Linked DNA regions of Mus musculus: regions 2 and 3 are each linked to region 1. The links are chromatin loops, found by intact Hi-C in ENCODE. Cell type or tissue: heart. All regions are shown on one strand.

Region 1 (5,000 bases):
GACAAGCTGCCTTGTAAGAACACCAGTGCTCTTGGGTCGTCATTACAGGCTGTGTGCCTACAGGCTGTTCACTTGCATAGCCCTGAAGTCTCACAGGATCCTGGGTGGGAACTGCTGAAGGCTGCAAGCACACTGTGCCCCAGGCTCTCACACCACCACACAGCCAGCCCCGTTCCTGCAGTGTCCCAGAGCTGGGTCATGGGCTAGCACTAAGTCCATGGGATGCTCATGATGGCCTCAGGCTGGTTGGCAAGTGCATGCTCCCTCTAGGCCCTCAGCAGCTCTTCTGTAGTAGGTAGAGTGGGCAGAAGAGGAGCGGCTAAAAGGAAGAGAGGGAGGTGCAGGCTGGGAAAGGCTCAGCTAAAAAGTCAGCCCTGGACTCCCTCAGACCTCTCTGTCTCACTTCAGTCTGTTTTCTGTTGCTATAACAAACAACCAAGACTGGGAAATTTATAAAGCAAAGGGACTTATTTATTTACTGTATTGTTTGGAAGCCAAAGACGACCCTGGCTGCTTTTGGTGAGGGCCTCACTGTGCATTTCAAAATAGCAGATGACATCACATGGCAGGAACATGTATAAGAGTGGCCAGTAAGAGTGAGCCTGAGAGGGCGAGGGGAGATACCAGGCACATTTCATAACAGCCCCTCCTATACGAACCAATCCTGCCTCCACAGGAGTCAGAGCTCACTCTCTAGAGAATAAGCCACACTCTGATAAAGGTCACACATGCGCTTACACTGCAACCCTGGGCCCAAGCTTCCGCACAAACCCTACCTTGTACCACTTCTGAGATGAGAAGTGTGAAGGGTGATGGGGGAAGGGGGGAGGGAGGAGGGTGGAGGGAAAGGGGACAGAGAGGAAGGGATGGAGAGGAAAGAAGAGAAGAGAAGGAGAAAAAGAATAAAGACAGAGCTTAGGCCCTGAGCACCTCACATCAGCTTCTCCCAGCGACCCAGGCCAGGATGCTCCTGCCTGGCCAAGACTGTTACAGACATGCTAGGCTGAAGAGACACCTGCCCCACTGTGTGTGGTCCTGGGCCACAGGCCCAGACTCCATGGGCAATTCGGGCAACTCTCACCCAATATATCCTTTGTTTTCCAGCCAACCAGAGCTCATCAGGGAGTATGGCTGGGGTAATACCAGGAGGGCTCTTATACTGCCAGCTACACCTATGTGGTAAAACTGGTGTAAGTGTCATGCCATCTTCCTACACTTGCTTGCCCACAGCAATCACTATGGAGGACAGCCGGAACCTGGCCAGCATTCCTAGAGTTGGGCAGGGGTAGGGACATTTCAGCAGATCCCAAGGGGGAAGCTGTGGCTGACAGCTATCATGCCATACTCTGCTGGCCCTTGAGACTCTGTGGCTCATTTGTCAAGTGTGTAGTCAAGCCTACTGTATACCTACAATGTGCCAGCCACACGTACAATGACAACATGGAAAATCCATGCCCTGAGGCTGTGGAAGAGAATCCTTCCACATGAATATTGAACATAAGAAGACAGGAGCCATGGGGTGGGTCTTGAGGGAAGTCCCTGGCCTTGGTGGCACTTTCAGAAGGATTAGCAAATGGGAATCCAGAGGTGTATCAGAGAAGCAGTGATCATACCAAAGGTCCTCAAAAAATGCAGCCTGGGCCAGGCCTGGTGGCACACACCTTTAATCCTAGCACTTAGTAGGCAGAGGTAGGCAGATATCTAAGTTTGAGACCAGTCTGGTATAGAATGGCAAGCTCCCGGCCAGCTGGGCAATACAGTGAGACCCTATCTCAACCCCCCCCCCCCCAGCCTGGAAAACAGGCCTCCAGGCTGACACAGAAGAGCATCATCACCTGGGCCTGGCTCAGAACCGTGAACAATCTTGTCTCACAACTGTCAACTTTTTCCTTTCAAGATTCTTTTAAATGATGGCTTGTTTAACTGCCAACATCAATTGGCTGGCAATTTCATGAACAAATGGTTTTCTGCTTGTCTCTGAGTCCGGCCACTTTTATTTGTCCCTGAGTATTTGGCAGGAACTGGTGACATCAATAAGGAGATGTCAATTTTTAACAGCCACGTGACATGTAAAACCTCAGATGGATTTTCCGTCGGCAAACAGGGCGCCTGGAGGAGCAGTTATTAACAGCCCTGGGAGACACATGGGCAAGCCCAGGAGACAACACTCCGGATGTAGACTGGATTAAGGAGACACTGTAGGCACCAGACCTCCAAGCATCATAAATAAAGCTGAAATTTTAGACTGTGCTTGAACCCTCTGCTGTCATAATCGTTTAGGTCACGGCGGGTTTGATGTTTTATAGCAAAATGACAAATATCTTTCTTAACTGCTGAGTGAGGAGCCCGCTGGCGTAACCAGCCGAGCTGCCCACTGCAGGTGAGTGGGAGGCTTCTCGGGTGGGAGGAGTCATCACGCGGCACATGTGCTCTGTCTGGGGTCTGTTTTCTCACTGTCCCCACTTCCCATCATGTGGCCTTCCTTCCACACCTCTGGTGGCGCATGAGGTCTGGATCCCACCCTGTTCCCAGAAATGGCCAAGGCCCAACAGAGCCAAGGAGAGGGCAGAAAAAGGAATGGCAGTAGAACAGTGCGGTGAAGTAGCAAGGGTGGACGAGGAAGGAGGCCTGGAAGCAGTGGGTGACTCCTTGACAGCTGGAGGTCACTCCCAAATCCCTGCTGCTGACCCAATGCCCAGACACAAGCCTAAAGGATGTCACCAATGTACACGGACAAGTCTTAGGGAGTGTCAAGAGCTAGGAAACCAGTTCTGTCCTTGTCGGAATACCTTTACCTCGTGGGTCTTGTGATTAAGTCAGGTCGCAACCTTGAAGGTGCTGCTGTCAGCCTCTCATAAGCCCCCTGGTTTGAAGGGCAAACATTAGTTCCAAGAAATGCCTTTTTAAAAGAATTATAAGTTTACTTATTTTGAGTGTGTGTGTATGTGTGTGTGTGTACCCACTATAACACATGTGTGGAGGTCAGAGGACACCTTGTGGGGGTCAGTTCTCCACCATGCTACCACATGGGGACTGAACTGATCAGGCTTGGTGGCAGGTACCTTTATCTGCTCAGCCACTCACTAGCCCCCCCCCCCCCAATGTTCTGAAATACAAATTCCCCATTGTCTTCCCCTGAAGCCTAGCACTGGGTCATGCAGTCCTTCTCAGTGAACTCCCACATGGTGTGTCATGGGTGGTGCCATAGGCTGGAAATAAACCTTTCCACCATATGCTCTCTAGGTCTCTCCTCTGCTGCCTCAACAGGAGGTCCCTCCTTTCTCCATTCAGCATCCTGTCCGTCAACACTTGCAGTTGTTCCCCACCCCAACTTTCTCCTCGCCACCCCACAGCTGTTACGAGGTGCTTGGAGCCAAACTGCTGACATCTTCATGAGATCCGCTGTGCCTATTTGGGAAAGGCCCCCAAGACTGAGCCTGCTGAACTACAGCACTCCTTCCGAGAAGCAGGGTGTGGGGAGGGTCCGTGGAGTACTGACTATCTAGCAATCCCTCCCAACCGCTTGTATACAATTTTGCATACCTGCACGTGCCTTGGGTCTCTGGGAAGTACTAGAGAGTATAATATTGGGGATGACTAGAGGAAGGGGGTGGTCTCTATAAGGCTAAGAGGAAGTGGTCGTCATTGCTGGGTGAGCTCCACACTTGTGTCTGATAAGGGTGAAATCCTATTTTGGTGTGTCTTTGAGACCTTGGGAGAAAGGGGTTGGGTTGTTTGCCCATCCTCTCAGCCCCTGAACCATCCTCATCTCCACTATCTTGGTTCTAGGCCTCTCCACAAATTCCCTGCTTTCCCCCCTTTTTCCCCTTGCAGCCTGCTGCAGCCATCAGCCCTGTTTACCAAGTCTTTTCTCTGCTTGGCAACCTGTGTCCCCAACCCCACCTCCTATCCTTAATCCCCCTTTCTGCTCTGATAGCCTGGATTCTTACACACTTCAGGTTTCACTGGACTGACACCCGTTAAGGTCTACAAGGTAAAGGCTTGGTCCCTTTGGTGATGGAATCTTTTAAAGATAGGCCTTGCTGGAGGTCTTCAAGTCACTGGGCACATGGCCTTAATGGGGACACCTGTCCCTCTTCTCTGTTGCTTTCTAGCCACAGGGTGAACACATTTGTTCTGTCACATACTGCTACCATGATGTTGCCTTGTCACAGGCCCAAAGCAATGTAACCGCTAGACTGTGGACTAGAACAGTACATCTGTGAACCAAAATAACCTCCCTCTTTATAGGCTGGTCATCTCAGGAGTGTTCCAGGGACAGAATGCTAAGGCAACCGCCCTCTTAAAACTAATGGCAAATGACTTCCAGTATTTCCCTCATTACCTTCCCCGACTTCAGCTTTTGACACTGAATTTGTCACCAAATACATGCCATATTTGACTTTACTTGATTTATCTCCAGACAGATTTCCCTTGCTTTTGCCTCCCCAACTCCCAGAAGAGGGCCTGACACCTGTCATTACGCAGTATTTGTGATGTAACAAACCCGTACAGGCAGTCTGTGGATATGCCATGCCAGGTAGTAGGAACCAGACAGGCTGCCCGGCAAGGATGGACGATGTGTATGTAGTGGACACCTGTCAGCTTGCTTGGCTCTAAGTCAAAAGCTTTCTGAAACAGACATAATTCTGGCCAATTTGGGTTACCTAGGGTCGGTGGAAACAATCCTGGGAACTCCTGGTCTGGACAGGCATGGCAGTCATTTGTAAACCCAGGATTCAGGACTCATAGGCAGGAAGCTTGGGAGTCAGAGGTTAGCTTGGACTGTGTGACTACATGGCATGATCCTGTCTCAGACAAACAGACAGACAGACAGACCACCACCTCCCCACTCTTGAAGGAAAAATGAACTCTGTGGTTTCTGTTGCTTCTGGGAAGCCCAGAGACATTAATGCCTGAAGACTTTCTGAGATGGTCTCTGCGGAAGCACATGCAGGCATTTAACATCTTTCTGGGGAGGCTGCGGCCTCTGCCTAACC
Region 2 (5,000 bases), 140 kb after region 1:
ACCACATTCAAGGACATAGACAAAACTAAAGACAAGACATTCACTCTGCTATGCATACACTGTACACACAGAACATACACTGTACACAATACATATGCCCACATCATCTCCACACACACACATCATAAACCATACTGATGTACAGTGTATACACAACCACAAGGAGATCACACATATACAAACACCACAAGCTTCAGGCTAGAACTTAGCTGGTCCTTCTGTTGTAAGCAGGCTGAGAAGAAAGCCACACAGCCAGTTTCAGACTCAGACCCCCGGAAGGCCAGAAAGATAAGAAGAAATCTGGGAAACTCAATCCAGCCTACCAAAAGAAGTCCAAAAGAGAGTTGTCTGTAAGGATTACCGGGGCGTACAGAAGAGGACTATTGTCCCCATGGTACGTCCTTTGCTTTCCAGGCTATGTGTGCGCATGGCTTTGATAACATTAAAAAGTCAGGCAACATCAACCCCTCACAGCTATAACCTGGGTGGCCCTCAATCTACATACTATTTCACATGCACCCAAAATTCTAATAACTCAAGCATGAGTCCTGCAGATCTGAGCACGACAGATGGAGATGAATTGCTCTCTCCTGGCCCTTCTGGCCCGGCCACTGACTCTGCCTAATTCCTCCCCTCTTTGCTGCCTCACACCTCTGTGATTTACTTGTCATACTTTGCCCAGCCTCTCCAACTCAACTAGGGAAGAATTTCTGGCCTCTGCAAGAAGCCGTTTGCTGGGCATCCCTCTCCCCCACTACATCTGGCCAGGGCACCCTTCTCCCCCACATCTAACTAGGGCACTGCTATCCCCCACATCTGACCAGGGCACTCCCCTCCCTCACATCTGACCAGGTCACCCCCCTCTCCCTCACATCTGACCAGGGCACCCCTTTCCCTCACATCTGACCAGGACACCCCTTCCCTCACATCTGACCAGGGCATCCCTCTCCCCCACATCTGACCAGGGCACCCCCTCCCTCACATCTGACCATGACATCCCTCTCCCCCACATCTGACCAGGGCACCCCCTCCCTCACATCTGACCAGGGCACCCCCCTTAGATCTGGCCAGGGCACCTCTCTCCCCCACATCTAACTAGGGCACTGCTATCCCCCACATCTGACCAGGGCACCCCCTCTCCCTCTCATCTGACCAGGGCACTCCCCTCCCTCACATCTGACCAGGTCACCCCCTCTCCCTCACATCTGACCAGGGCACCTCTCTCCCTCACATCTGACCAGGACACCCCCTCCCTCACATCTGACCAGGACACCCCCTCCCTCACATCTGACCAGGGCACTCCCCCTTACATCTGACCAGGGTACCTCTCTCCCCCACATCTAGCCCCAGTTCCTGCCTGATGCCAGGACCCACTGACTCTTTGTGCTGTGTGCTGGAAGATGTCTCCAGGAGTTCCCAGCTCAGACATGGATGGCATACATACATATACATAAGGGCCAGGGAAGAAGAAAGCAGGAAGGAAACCCAGCACTGAGGGAGAGGTAGATAAAAAGTCCCACTCCTGACCAAGAAGCTATTTGCAATTGATACCTGCCAAGAAGGGGGAAATCAGGTGGGTTTTGTTGTTGTTGTTTTGTTTGGTTTGGTTTGGTTTTTGTTTTGTTTTATTTTTTCCCAGTGGACTGTCACCATGTAAATCAACCACACTTCAGGGCAGGCCTGTGCCCAGGAGTAGCTGGAAAACACAAAATGCTCTCCATGTCTTTTGTGTGTGCACTTTTAATTTTGTTTTGCTATCTTTGGTCTTACCGGGTTTTTGTTTATGTTTATTTCTTTTTTTTTTTTGAGAGAGAGAAAAGGGAAAAGAACATGAAGCAAGGTAAATAGGAAAGTGGGGGAGGCTCTGGGAGGAGATGGGGAGGGGATGATATGATCAGATATATTGTATGGAAAAAATTTAAATAACCCAGTTTGCTCTCCGAGAACGATGCAGGAAAGACCTAAAATGGTCTTTTCTTCACCCAGCTCCACCTCTCAGAAAGAACGATGGTTACGTCACAATTCTTCCACAGCACATCATTTTCTTTACACACTGATGACCATAAGAGCCACGGAGGTTCATGGCAACAGCCACCCAGCAGTCTGCACTTTGGTGACCATAGAGTTCTTCCCACAACTGGTGGCGTTTTCACTCTGTCTGCTCAGCGCCATCCATCTCAGTAGGATGGGAGTGACACCTTGATTAGCCCCGCCCCTCGCACGATCCCGCCGCCCCGCCCACCCCCCCAACCCGTCCCCCAGGTCTGGCAACCCCAAAGGACTCTGGGAAAACTCCAGGCAGGAGCCTCTTCCCAAATGATTTTATGTGTTGGGCACCATTTAGGTCAGTTCTTATACTAGCTATTCAATGTTGCTATGGCCACGATGCCTAATGGAAGTAAGAGAGTACAGATTTTGTTTTGGCTCACTGTTTCAGTCCATCGTGGTGGGGGAGGCACGGCAGAATCTATGGTGGTGTGAGCATGGGGCATACGTTCCTCACATCATGAATGACGGGGAACCAGAGGCCTGACCGGCTAGTGACTGAGGTCCCATCTTCTGCAGGTACCATAGCCTCCAGAGTAGCGCCACCTGCTGGTCAGCAAACAGCAAAACACGAGCCTGGAGCTGGGGCGGGGGTTATTTTGGATTTGAACTCCAAGTTCCTTTGTGAGTCGCCTTGTCTACACAGATGGTCTGGGGAGGTATTGCCCTGATATCCAGCTGGTTAACACAGGATAGAACATTAGCTCTGGAGGCTCCTGGACTTGGATCTTATGAGGTGGCTTTCCAAAAGGAATTAAGATGCTTGCAGCTCCTCACCTTTGGGCTGTGTGTTCAAATAACTACTGTCTGTGCAACTCTCAGACACTGCAAAGAGATGTGCGCGAAGATGCAGCCTAAGTGACAAAGCAAATCCATGCTGGCGATGAAAAGAACGTTCTGGGTAGAGCACTGCCTAGGAAATACTTCCTATCACCACTGACGGCAGCATCTCAGTCCAGGTCTCTTGTATTACTTAATTTTCTCATCAATGAAAAATGCCAACAGAAGCAATGTAGGGGGAGAAGGATTTGTTTTAGCTTGTAGTTTCATGGTCATATTCATAGAAGCAGGAGAGGCTTCTGGCTATGGCTGGCCACAGGAGTGCCTGGTTGTGACAGCTTATTCATATCTCTATGGCCAACAAAGAAGTAGGAATCTCAGGCCAGGACTATAACCCATAAGCCTCCTACTCCATGGTTCTATGCCTTCCAGCTAGACTCCACATTCAAAAGATTATGCGATGGAGACTGGAGAGGTGGCTCAGTGGTTACAGTGCCTACTGACTTTGTAGGGGTTCCCCGTCTCAGTTCCTAGCTCCCACGTGGTGTGACTCACAACTGCCTGTAGCTCCTGTCCCAGGATCTCTGGTGCCCTCTTCTGGCCCCCTCAGGCTCCTGCACACACAGAACACAGGCTCATACAGGCACATACAAATAATCAAAATAATTTTTGAAAGATTCTACAACTGAGGAACAGACATCCATATACATGCGGGGGACACTACATGCTCATGCCACAACACCTCAGGACTTTGGAGGACAAGTTAGAAGGACAGAAGCATCAGAAGTCCTGAATGGCAAAGACTTCTCTAGGCCTGGAGAGCCTGTCCTGCCCTCCAGTGTCCAGCCCACTCCCACATACTTTATCATACTGGCCAGCCTCTGGAGGTCTCATCTCAGGACTGCTTGCTGCTTCCTCCAGAGCCTGCCTACCTGTCACCTAGGCAGACACAACCTTCCTGACCCATTCAGGTTTCTGAACGAATCCGTTAAGGTTGCTGGAAATATTAGGAAGATTCCCTACCCCTCCCACTCTCAACAGCCCACTTGACCAGGACTCCCTTCTAGGAACCTTCCTCCAGGTCATGGAAGGGGAAGGAGCTGAGGGTGGATATACCAAAAGCCAATTGCATCTGTACCTTGGATGCCCTCATTCATAATAGGTTTGCACCCAGCATTGGGAAGCAGGGGCATATGGCTGACATCATATTCTGGTGTTATGTTCCCTTCTCTTCCCACCGTCAAGCAGGACAGAACCCTGGATGTACCCAGGCTGGCTAACTGGTCCACTCCTAAACTGTAAGCTATTTTCAAGATCTTTGAGGCCTTAGTAGAACCCCTTTATTCTTGGACTTTAAGTGTGCTATCTGTGGTTTTCTGAGCAGGGTGGAGCACATGGGAGTCACGCTGTCCTAAGGAAAATTTCCGTGTTATTGAATTAGTACACATTCCACCAGTCAGGCAACTCTCACCTCCTGCCAGCCTTTCTGGTTCTCTCTGGCCTCTAAGTCACTGCCGGGTCCGATCGATACCAGTGTAAACAGCTTTGTCCTGCGTTGTTGGTTGTCCTTCCTGGTTTGGGATGTAATCCATAATTCAGCTCCTATTCCCTGGTTCCACAGGGGCCAAGAGGGTGCTGGGGAGAGGAGTGTCAGGTCAGGAACCAAGGTTTGATGTTCTTGGGTTTAGTTCTAGAAGAAAACAAAACAAAACAAAACAAAACAAAACAAACCAGACCTATCCTGCAGGATGGCAGCCGCTCTGATCTTGATAGATGCGAGCCCCTCTCCCAGAGTCTCAAGTTCCTAAAGCTAGCTGATCTCACATGGCTCAGCTGCCCTCACATCCCTGTATGTCAAGCTTGCTGAAGACAATTTGTTAAGAACCATCAGCTCAGCCCATAATGAGGCTCAGCCCTTCCATTCCTATTCTGGTTGGGGGTGTTACACGGAAGCCGGCTTTCCAGGGATGTTCAGGCATGGCCGTGCTGTATCCTGGCAACCAGATCCAAAGCCAAGTCCTCCTGAGATCCCAGCTCTGGTCCAGCACTGGGGGGGAGAGGGGGCGGGGGGGGGAATGGCCACTGCACAGGGTTGCTTTCATTGTTCTGCCTACTTCTCGAGGGTTTGCTTCCTATTAGACCCTGAGCTGTGGCTGTATTTGGCATATAGAGGT
Region 3 (5,000 bases), 580 kb after region 1:
TACACATAGTTTTTAACTAATATTTTTAATTTTTAGTGTGTATGTCATGAATGTAAGTGTGTGTGTGTGTGTGTCCACAGAAACCAGAAGATAATGCCAGATGCCCCGGAGCCGTAGTTATAGGCCTCTGTCATCTGCCCTATGTGTGTTCTGGAAACCAAACTCTAGTCCTCTGGTAAAGCAAAAGGCGCTATGAAATATGAACAAATTGCTTGATTGAAAAGAAAGGTCTGAAGCTGAGTTGAAAAGACTTTGCAAAGATAAAACGTGGATTTGAATTAGCACTTGAAAAATTAGGAAAGCACAGTATTGCTTAGATTTTTCAAAACCTACCTTAATTATGATTCTTTAATGCTTCAACCTCCCTCTGGTCCACTACCCACCAGAGGTAGGGGAAAAGAAAGGTTGATAGGAAACAGGGGTTGTTGACCTGTTTAGAAATAGTTCTTTGGGGCGATTTCAATCTTTGCTGTTAGCAGTCCAGCCCACCACCGAAACACCAAACAAGAATCAGCAGTGGCAGTCCAGTCTATTCGGCAAGCGGCTCGATCTAGAAGGAACTGCAGGACTCCCGATCTACACTAGTCCACAGAAGTGGCAAGAAGCAACCAGCTTGCCACCAAAAGGTTTCTGATGCATTTTTCTCTACAAAGTCACAACAAGCAAAGAGTTGCAAGGCAAACCCATCCCAAAGCAGTGCACCCTGTCTGTTGGGTTATACTTATACTCTTTCCATTGCACACTGTCTGTTGGGTTATACTTATACTCTTTCCATTGCACACTGTCTGTTGGGTTATACTTATACTCTTTCCATTGCACACTGTCTGTTGGGTTATACTTATACTCTTTCCATTGCACACTGTCTGTTGGGTTATACTTATACTCTTTCCATTGCACACTGTCTGTTGGGTTATACTTATACTCTTTCCATTGCACACTGTCTGTTGGGTTATACTTATACTCTTTCCATTGCACACTGTCTGTTGGGTTATACTTATACTCTTTCCATTGCACACTGTCAGTTGGGTTATACTTATACTCTTTCCATTGCACACTGTCTGTTGGGTTATACTTATACTCTTTCCATTGCACACTGTCAGTTGGATTATATTTATACTCTTTCCATTGCACACTGTCGGTTGGGTTATACTTATACTCTTTCCATTGCACACTGTCGGTTGGGTTATACTTATACTCTTTCCAAACAGCATGTGCCTCTCTAGAGTTTACTCCAGAAAAACATCACATGACACAACCGAGTCTCCAATGAACCAGAAATTTTTAACCAGAGAGGGGGGAAAAAGCCTGGAGTAAACTATTTTGCTAAAGAAGATGGTTTAGCAAATAACAGGAGGGTAGTCTCAGATTTATTTTATAGGCAAATAAGAGGGTTTGATACTTCAGGCACGCGGTGAGCCATTCCAGCAAGAATACAATCAGGAGGAGATTGTTCCTCTCATGACAACTAGATAGGCAAAAGAAAGACCAAAACGAGCCCAGTGTCTCCTTCTAGGACATACTCCCCATGACTTAACATCTTCCTCATAAGCCACACCTCCTGAAGGTCGCAGCCCCTCCCAATAGCATCAAACTGAAAAGGGAACCGTTCTCCCAGAAGCCTTTGGGGGAACATTCAGAATCCTGAGTATAGCACTAACTCATTTAAGCCAGAGCTCCTTGTAAGTCTAAGACAAGCCTGTACTCAGCCAGTGTCCACTGGACAAGCATGAGGGACCCTGCTTCCCTCAGACCACATCTTTTTGCACCGGTTGGATCTGTTTGTTGGTTAAACCCTATGAGATCAGTGAGCATCCTTCAAGGCTCCTGAAGCCATCTGTCTCTCAGCCTTGCCTTGGACTTTCCAGGGACATGTATCTTGTGGGACCCTTGGTCTTCGAGCTTTCTGGTCCCTTTGCTTCTCTTTTCTTTGGCTCCGATGGCTGTGTTCATCTCTTTACAGCTGAGGCAAAGATTACATGAGGCTAGGGAGATGGCTCACAGGGTCGTGGGGGGCAAGGTGTGAGGATGTGAGTGTGCATGCATGCACATGTGCATGTGTATTATAATAACAATCATACTAAAATATCATTCTAAAGATCAAGTATGCATATTGTCTTAGCTAGGGTTTTAGGGTTATGAACAGACAGATGACCAAGGCAACATTTAACTGGGGCTGGCTTCAGGTTCAGAGATTCAGTCTATTATCATCAAGGTGCTAGCATGGCAGCATCCAGGCAGGCATGGTGCAGGCAGAGCTGAGAGTTCTACATCTTCATCTGAAGGCTGCTAGAAGACTAGTTTCCAGGCAGCTAGAACGAGGACTTTAAATCCCACACCCACAGTGACACTTTCCTTTGTGTTGAAGTAACTACTCCAAGAAGGCCACAGCTCCTAATGGTGCCACACCCTAGGCCAAGCATATACAAACTATCACATTCCACTCCCTGACCCCATAGGCTTGTTCAAACATATGCTTCTTGGGGGGGGAGGGCATATCTAGCCATAGCATAGTAAAAAGTACATTTAGTTCAACTTCCAAAGTCTCCATAGTCTATAGCAGTCTCAACAATGTTAAAAGTCTAAAATTCAAAGTATCTTCTAAGATTCATCCAATCACTTAACTATAATCCCCAAAGCAGGACAGGAAAACAGCTGGGCAAACTCCAAACTCTGCATCTCCTTGTTTGATGTTAAAGCTGTCTTCAGATTTCCACTCCTTTTTCATCTTCGTTAACTGCAACAACGTTCTTTCTCCTGGGCTGGTTCCACTCCCTCTGCAGCTTTCGTTAGCAGATATCCTATGGCTCTGGCATCTTGGGGTCTCCAAGGCAACTTCAATGTTACAGCTTCTTATTCTTCTTATTCTAATGTCTGGGATCCACACATGATCTTCTGGGCGCCTCCAAAGGGCTGGCATCACATCTCCAGCTCTGCCCTCTGTAGCACTCTAGGCTCTGACTGACTCCACTCTGCTGCTGCTTCTGTTCTTGGTGATGCATCCCACAGTAATGGCATCTCCAATACACTGGGGTCTTTGGCTTTAACTAAGCTTTACCAATAGCCTCTCATAGGCTCTCTTCATGGTGCCCAGCCTCAGCTTCTTTGCATGAGCCCTTCAGGACTAGGCTGTCAACTGCAACTGAGGGTGCACTGTCACCATTGTCCTTACATGGCCTCTCACAGTGCCAAGCCTCGGATGCTCTCCATAACCCCTTCATACCTTCAAAACCAGCATGTCCTAGGTGATTATCACACACTACCAAGTCCAGCTGCAGCATGTGGTACAACCTTGGCTACCTCTGGAACACAGCTTCTTTGTGCTCTCAGAAAACACTTCCCATATTTCATCTCAGTGATGCTAATCTCTTCTTAATCACCACTAATTTATTAGCTCCAGCTAGCCAGAATCAATTGTCCCAGTAGACCCTTCTGTTCTTGACTCTAAAGCCAGAGCCACATGGTGAAGCTGCCGAGTTCTGCTGCTTGAAGCAGCTGGAACATAGCCCCCTTGTTCTATTATAGTATCAACAGCTTTCTTTCTCTCTCTCTTTCTCTCTTTCTTTCTTTCTTTCTCTCTTTCTTTCTTCCTTCCTTTCTTTCTTTCTTTCTTTCTTTCTTTCTTTCTTTCTTTCTTGTTTGTTTGGTTTTGGAGACAGGGTTTCTCTGTATAGCCCTGGCTGTCCTAGAACCACTTTGTAGACCAGGCTGGCCTCAAACTCAGAAATCCACCTGCCTCTGCCTCCCAACTGCTGGGATTAAAGGAGTGAGCCACCACCACCCGGCATCACCAGCTTTCTGTTTTCCAACTCTGTCACTGCCTAAGCTTGGCTGTCCTGAAACTTTCTCTGTAGACTGATTTTGAACTCAGAGATCTGCATGCCTGTCTCCTAAGCACTGGAATTAAAGGTGTGATCCACCCAGCTTGGATTTAAGTTTTTCTTCACCTAGAACTTGTTCTGTTCTAGACTGGCTTTGAACTCAGGTATCTGCTTAGCTTTGCCTCCTGGGATTAAAAACTTGCACTACCATGCCCGGACCTAAACTTAGCTGTGTGGGATCTTGCCGCAAGGTCACCACTCTCGACCACAAATTAAAATTCTTCTCCTCTGAAACCTCTAGAGCCAGGCTTACACAGTTCAAATCACCCTCAGCAACAAAATCTTCCATATTCCTACTACAATAGCCCATTAAGTCCCACTTAAAGCATCCCAGTGCTTTCCAAATCCAAAGTCCTCAAATCCACATTCTTCCCAAGCAAAGTGTGGTCAGGCCCATCACAGTAATACCCCAGTCACTGGTACCAACGTCTATCTTAGTTAGGGTTTTACTGCTGTGAACAGATGCCATGACCAAGGCAACTCACAGACAACATTTAACTGGGGCTGACTTACAGGTTCAGAGTTTCAGTTCATTGTCATCAAGGTGAAAGAAAGGCAGTGTCCAGGCAGGCACGGTGCAGGAGGAGCTGAGAGTTCAACACCTTCATCTGAAGGCTGCTAGGAGTAGACTAGTTTCCAGGCAGCTAGAACGAGGGCATTAAAGCCCATACCCACAGTGACACACCTACTCCAACAAGACCACACCTCCTAATGGCGCCACGCCCTAGGCCAAGTATAGACAAATCATCACACAATCTTGATCCGTGGGTTATTTTTTTTTGAAGCTGGGCCTCACCTGGTACCTCAGGCTGGCCTTGACTTGACAATCCTACACTTATGCCTCCCGGGTACCAGGTTTGTAGGTACATTGCTACTCTGCTCGACCTCAGACAGGCCCACACACATCGTCTTTTATGGCTTCATTCATGAGGGTGAGGACCACAGAAAGAAGACCACTGAGGTGGTAGTGATGTGTAATGGCAAGAATTCCTTTCCATTCTTTTTATTTTATCTTTTTCTCATACAAGGTCTCACTGTGTAGCCCAGCTGACCTAAACCTAGCTATATAAACTAGGCTGATGTTGACCAACAGAGATCCACCCCTCTTCCTAAGTGCTAGGA

Evidence for each region. Hi-C counts contacts between places; a loop is a spot of excess contacts. Peaks named below come from ENCODE experiments on the same cell type or tissue, not always from the same donor. Only the 100,000 strongest peaks of a DNase experiment are listed, where the experiment ranks them.
Region 2: it touches region 1 in a loop (2.1-fold over the local background); 9 of 42 quality-filtered maps call a loop at or near these places.
Region 3: it touches region 1 in a loop (2.7-fold over the local background); 2 of 42 quality-filtered maps call a loop at or near these places.

What each region holds. Positions count from the first base shown.
Region 1 is chr7:34,992,112-34,997,111 of GRCm38, reverse strand. The region is part of intron 9 of Pepd (peptidase D); the gene reads right to left. Among named protein-coding and RNA genes, the nearest start is that of Gm35534, 4.5 kb to the right of the region's middle. In heart, no CTCF peak of the experiment used is centred here; no DNase peak of the experiment used is centred here; H3K27ac peaks cover 884 bases.
Region 2 is chr7:34,847,425-34,852,424 of GRCm38, reverse strand. No RefSeq gene overlaps it. Among named protein-coding and RNA genes, the nearest start is that of Chst8, 37 kb to the right of the region's middle. In heart, CTCF peaks have their summits at 2,599 (motif pointing left) and 3,416 (motif pointing left); no DNase peak of the experiment used is centred here; H3K27ac peaks cover 267 bases.
Region 3 is chr7:34,412,371-34,417,370 of GRCm38, reverse strand. No RefSeq gene overlaps it. Among named protein-coding and RNA genes, the nearest start is that of Lsm14a, 25 kb to the right of the region's middle. In heart, no CTCF peak of the experiment used is centred here; no DNase peak of the experiment used is centred here.